2 separate regions of the Homo sapiens genome follow, and region 2 is linked to region 1. Evidence: read pairs that join two places in POLR2A ChIA-PET (ENCODE). Cell type or tissue: PC-9. All regions are shown on one strand. Links, peaks and the distances in the headings refer to the core of each region. The heading gives the core; the rest is flanking DNA. Region 1 overlaps PRKCE (protein kinase C epsilon). Region 2 overlaps EPCAM-DT (EPCAM divergent transcript).

Region 1 (2,910 bases), core at 288-2,787:
ATTTGCACATTATAGTCACAAAATTTGCCATCTTCAAGTGTCTTCTGCACTATTACTAGCTTTTCTTGTTCTTTTAATCAACTTCCAATATTTACCTGATTATATGTATTTTACAAAGAAATTTTTTTTTTTTTTTTAGACAGAGTCTCACTGCAATGGCCAGGCTGGAGTGCAATGGTGCTATCTTGGCTCACTGCAATCTCCTCCTCCCAGGTTCAAGTGATTCTCCTGCCTCAGCCTCCTGAGTAGCTGGGATTACAGGCACCCGCCATCATGCCTGGCTAATTTTTGTATTTTTAGTAGTGACAAGATTTCACCATGTTGGCCAGGCTGGCCTTGAACTCTTGACCTCAGGTGATCCGCCCACCTCAGCCTCCCAAAGTGCTGGGATTACAGACATGAGCCACTGCGCCCAGCCTGTATTTTACAAAGAAATTTTATACCATTATCGTAGGTAGAAAATCAGTATCACTTGCCATAATGAATTAATGTAATTTTTTTTCAAGATGGAGTGTTGCTTTGTTACCCAGGCTGGAGTGCAGTGGCGTGATCTCGGCTCACTGCAACCTCTGCCTCTCGGGTTCAAGAGATTCTCCTGCCTCAGCCTCCCGAGTAGCTAGGATTACAGGCGCCCACCACCATGCTCAGCTAATTTTTGTATTTTTAGTAGAGATGGGGTTTCGCCATGTTGGCCAGGCTGGTTCCGAACTCCTGACCTCATGATCCACCCACCTCGGCTTCCCAAAGTGCTGGGATTACAGGTGTGAGCCACTACACCCTACCTAATGTAAATTATTGTATAAAAATTTTTGAAAGATCTAAAACCATTTTGTAGGTATCTGAGGGTGCATGTACCATGTTTTAGAAAACTCCACATCAGAACATGTTACCCTTTTCTGTAGTTTTTTTTTCCTCCTTCCTTTCCTCTTTCCCTCACCTCATTCCTTCTCTCCCCTCTGCCCTTACTCTCCTCCCTCTCTCTTTCATTCATTCATTCAATGAACTACTATCTATTGAGCACTTCCAACATGCTAGGCATGGTGCTAGATGCTGAATAAGTATTGGTGAGACCTGGTCTCTGCCTTGTGAAGTTTCCAATCCTGTGGAATTATTTATTATTTTTAATAAATTAAAAATATATCAATAGGTAGCCACAATTGGGATAAGAGAAGTGAAGGAGGCAAATAGAGTATGTTCATTCATGCATTCATTTATTAAACAAATATTTATTGAGCATCTAGTAAAGACTATTTATTCATTTATTCTATAAATATTTATTGGCAGGCACTATGCCAGGCGCTGGTGATACAAACAACACAGTCCCTGCTTACAGACTAGTGAATAAATGAACAGACAAATGACTGTATATTGTACTAAATGGTAACAAGTGCAAAAAGACACATGCAGAGGCTCAGGAAATGAGGAGCAACAGGCTGCATGGGGTGCTCTTGAGTCTGGAAATGCCTGTCCCATGAGGGGACACTAAGGCGAGGTTTCAGTCAGGTGGCTACTGGGGGAAAGGGCGTCTGTTCAGAAGGAAGAGCAAGTGCACAGGCCTTGGACTAGAAAACATCTGCCAGGGTGGACAACCCAAAAGGAGCTCAGGGAGAGTGGGCACGAGGAGGGTGACGGGATGGCGGTGTCTGAGTATGCAGGGCTGCTTCTTCTTCTTCGTCCTCCTCTTCCTCTTCTTCCTCCTCTTCCTCTTCTTCTTCTTCTTTTTTTTTTTTTTTTTTTTTTTGAGACCAAGTCTCGCTCTGTCACCCAGGCTGGAGTGCAGCGGCACGATCTCTGCTCACTGCAACTTCCGCCTCCCGGGTTCAAGAGATTCTCCTGCCTCAGCCTCCCGAGTAGCTGGGATTACAGGCGCCCACCACCATGCCTGGCTAATTTTTGTATTTTTAGTAGAGGCAGGGTTTCACCGTGTTAGCCAGGATGGTCTCCATCTCCTGACCTCGTGATCCGCCCGCCTCAGCCTCACAAAGTGCTGGGATTACAGGCGTGAGCCTCCACGCCCGGCCTGGGTATGCAGGGCTTCTTATGCCACGAGAGCTTCCATTCGATTCCCAGTGCAGGGCTAACCCTCGGAGGACCAGACAGGGGAGGGACCTGGCTGGTACACCTAGAAGGTAGCTCTGGCTGCTGGGGAGAGCGTGGTCTGGAGGGTGCCTCTCCTGCCAGCCTCCAAAAGTCCTCCACCCTTGCCCCAAGCCAGTGAGGAGGCCTCGGGGGTACTAGTCTTATTTAGGGATACTAGTTTATCCAACTTTCCAAATTCAATGTGTGTTCTGGGCTGGGCCTCTCACTCCGAGAATGGTTCTTGCTACTCGTGGAAATTACTTCTGTTGCACTTCTCTGCCTTGATGTCCTCACGGCCCTCCCCACCCCGCCCCACCCCCCCCAACCCCCCCGCCCGCCGCCGCATTTCTCCTCGGCCCCCTGTGGCTCTTTGAAGCTTTCAGGACCCCTGCCTTGGAGCCTCCCAGCCACATTCACTGGCTCAGCCAAGCCCCTCCGTGTTAAAGTCCTCCTTGTCCTCGCCCTCTGGGACTGGGTCTCCTCTGGCATTGGGCGGCTGCTTCTCCATCTCCTTTGCTACCCCTTTCTCCTGCTGCCCTCTTAGTGCCAACATTTTCATAGGTTGACTCAGTAGCATTTTCTCAGTGAGGCTTTTTTTTTTTTTTTTACAAAAAACTAAACCTTGTCCCCTTCCCTATCCACCTTTATCCTGCTCAGTTGATACCTGATAGCAGTTTCCACTTTCTAACCCACTATATATATTATGTATTATGTTTATTGTCTATTTCCTTCCACAAGACTGAGCTTCGTGAGGGCAGGAACGTTTTCCAGCTTATTTCTCAGACGCGTCCCAAGGGCTGAGAACAGTGCCAAGCACATTGTAGGAGCTAT
Region 2 (2,910 bases), core at 186-2,685, 1.2 Mb after region 1:
GCTGCGGGAATTAAGTGCTTTCATCTCTGTAGTGGGTATTCCCTCAAAAGACGTGTTCAAGTCCTAACCTCCATACCCAAGAGAGTCAGCTTACTTGGAAATAGGCTCTTTGCAGACGTAATCAAGTCATACTGAGTTAGGGTAAAGCCTAACCCAATGACTGGTGTCCTTATTATAAAGGGGGGGGTGCGGTACCAGGTGTGGTGGCTCACATCTGTAATCCCAACACTTTGGGAGGCCAAGGCCAGTGGATCACCTGAGGTCAGGAGTTCAAGACCAGCCTGGCCAACATGGTGAAACCCTGTCTCTACTAAAAATACAAAAATTAGCCGGGCATGGTGGCAGGCACCTGTAGTCCCAGCTACTCGGGAGGCTGAGGCAGGAGAATCACCGGAGCCCGGGAGACAGAGATTGCAGTTAGCCGAGATTGCACCATTGCACTCCAGCCTGGGTGACAGAGCAAGACTCCATCTCAAGAAAAAAAAAAAAAAAAAAAAGGACATTTGAACACAGAGAAGACACACAGGGAAAATGCCATGCAATGATAGATATCTATAAGCTGAGGAACACGCCCAGAAGTAAGAAAGAGGCAAGGAAGGCTCTCTGAGAGCCTTCAGAGAGTGTGAGGCCCTGCCCAACACCTAGATTTTGGACTTCTGACCTTCAGAACCAGAGAGAATATATTTCTGGGTTTTGTTTGTTTTTTTGTTTTTCTGAGATGGAGTTTTGCTCTTGTTGCCCAGGCTGGAGTGCAGTGGCATGATTTTGGCTCACCGCAATCTCCACCTCCCAGGTTCAAGCGATTCTCCTGCCTCAGCCTCCCAAGTAGCTGGGATTACAGGCGCCCGCCACCATGCCCGGCTAATTTTTTCGTATTTTCAGTAGAGATGGGGTTTCTCCATGTTGGTCAGGCTGGTCTCGAACTCCTGACCTCAGGTGATCCTCCCACCTCAGCCTCCCAAACTGCTAGGATTACAGGCATGAGCCACCATGCCCGGCCATATTTCTGTTGTTTTAAGCCACCTTGTCTGTGGCATTTTGTTACAGCAGCCCTAGGGAACTAATACAATCTCTAAAACTTCCTCTTTTTGATGCTCCCAGTCTTTAGAATGTAAAGAAGCTCCGCCCCTACCCATGCATGGGCCAAGTATAAAGTGAGTGTTGATAGCAGGATATTAAGTTGACAAAATAAACCAGATTCAGGATCTAAGAGCCACAGGGGAAAATCATGAAGTGGGGACTGGTTGGACTGGTTTTTCTCATAAATCTCAATGACTTTGATCCCAACCAGGTGGAATTTTAAAGTTAATTGATTTAGGGAGGAACACCTGAGCAGCTGCACCGTGTGTGAGCCCTGTGCTAGGCCCAGTGGGGAAGCCAGGTGAGTCAGGTGCTGCTGCCTTACGGGAGCTCATAGGATTCGCCTCTACAGAAGGTGTGATGGAACAGGTCAGTCACTAGCCAAGGTGTGAGTAACAGGCTGTGCAAGTTCAAAATCAAGAGAGTGATTCATTTCCCCTGGGGGAGCATCAGCCAGACTGCTTCACTGAGGAGAAGGCAGTGGCGACATCTCTCTAAATATCTGACTGTGGAATCCATAGCCCAGAGAAGGTCTTGTGTGTCGATTAGAGACAAGCAAAGGAAAACAAATCTACCAGGAATGCTGGTGTTTTCCTGGAGAGTGTTTCACTGATCACGGGGTAGTGCTCTTTGCTCAGTGGAGAGGTACAAAGCTGTCTAGCCCCTGCTTGCTCTGAGGGGGAATTCTCTGGGCTCTCGGAACCTCTTATTTTCCCTTCTGGTTCTCCACTTGGGGTGAGTGCTTATCACCACCTTCTGTAGAGATTGAGGAAAGTGGAGAAGGTACACAGAGGCTTTGGAGTTGCTAGCGATCTCAATGACATCTTGTAAGAGAGCTGGTGGCTCAAGAAGGAGAGAGCAGGCCCTTGTGTTGCATTTGCAGGATCTGGGGCAATAGTACAGCCCACATATCTAAGCTCCATTTACGTTGCCAAAAATAGCATAGGCCACACATCTAAGCTCCATCTACATTGACACTCCATGACCCCACGTGGGCCACCCCAGTGTCATGGCCCAGTCTGGAGAAGTGACCCTGCGAAAAAGCTGTGTATGCCCTGTAGGTAGACTTGACCCTTCTGTGCAAGAAATTTTGATGTCCTGCGAGCACCCAGAATGGTCTAGGAGAGAGGGAACAGGCTCCAGTGGACATATTCTCTTCGCCCTGTTGACTCCCTCCTCCATGGGAAGAGACTTGGCTTAAACAAGCCTAGAGCAGGTCTGTTTAAGGTCTGGGGCCCTGAGTAGGAATCTACTTACCCACGTCGAAGGTAGAATTGGGAAGAAGCACTGTTATAAACTCAACAGAAAGTGATACTGAGTTTCATTTTTTTTTTTTTTTTTTTTTTTGGAGACAGTCTTGCTCAGTCGCCCAAGCTGGAGTGCAGTGGTGTGATCTCGGCTCACTGCAAGCTCCGCCTCCTGGGTTCACGCCATTCTCCTGCCTCAGCCTCCTGAGTAGCTGGGACTACAGGCGCCCACCACCACGCCTGGCTAATTTTTGTGTTTTTAGTAGAGACGGGGTTTCACCATGTTGGCCAGGATGGTCTCTATCTCCTGACCTCGTGATCCGCCCGCCTCGGCCTCCCAAAATGCTGAGATTACAGGTGTGAGCCACTGCACCTGGCCAATACTGAGTTTCTTGGTTTTGCTCTGGAACTAGACTAATGAATTCCAATCCTCATGGAAGCCCTGTGTGAAGCATTTCATGGAGAAAAATTTGTATGATGCAGTGGTTTGCAAATGGGGGAAATTTGGCATACAGTGACATTTGGTGATGTCTATAGGCATTTTGCATTGTCATAATTGGAGGATACTGCAAGACGTCTGGTG

The links. Peaks named below come from ENCODE experiments on the same cell type or tissue, not always from the same donor. Only the 100,000 strongest peaks of a DNase experiment are listed, where the experiment ranks them.
Region 2: POLR2A ChIA-PET joins it to region 1 with 5 read pairs; 1 of 35 experiments calls an interaction of 5 or more read pairs at or near these places.

The regions. Positions count from the first base shown.
Region 1 is chr2:46,152,064-46,154,973 of GRCh38, forward strand. The region is part of intron 13 of PRKCE (protein kinase C epsilon); the gene reads left to right. Among named protein-coding and RNA genes, the nearest start is that of EPAS1, 140 kb to the right of the region's middle. In PC-9, for the core only: no CTCF peak of the experiment used is centred there; a DNase peak (open chromatin) is centred at 1,447.
Region 2 is chr2:47,338,768-47,341,677 of GRCh38, forward strand. All of the region lies in intron 1 of EPCAM-DT (EPCAM divergent transcript), which reads right to left. Among named protein-coding and RNA genes, the nearest start is that of EPCAM-DT, 4.9 kb to the right of the region's middle. RefSeq lists a silencer at 1,323-1,617. In PC-9, for the core only: no CTCF peak of the experiment used is centred there; a DNase peak (open chromatin) is centred at 1,344; H3K4me3 peaks cover 504 bases; H3K27ac peaks cover 2,033 bases.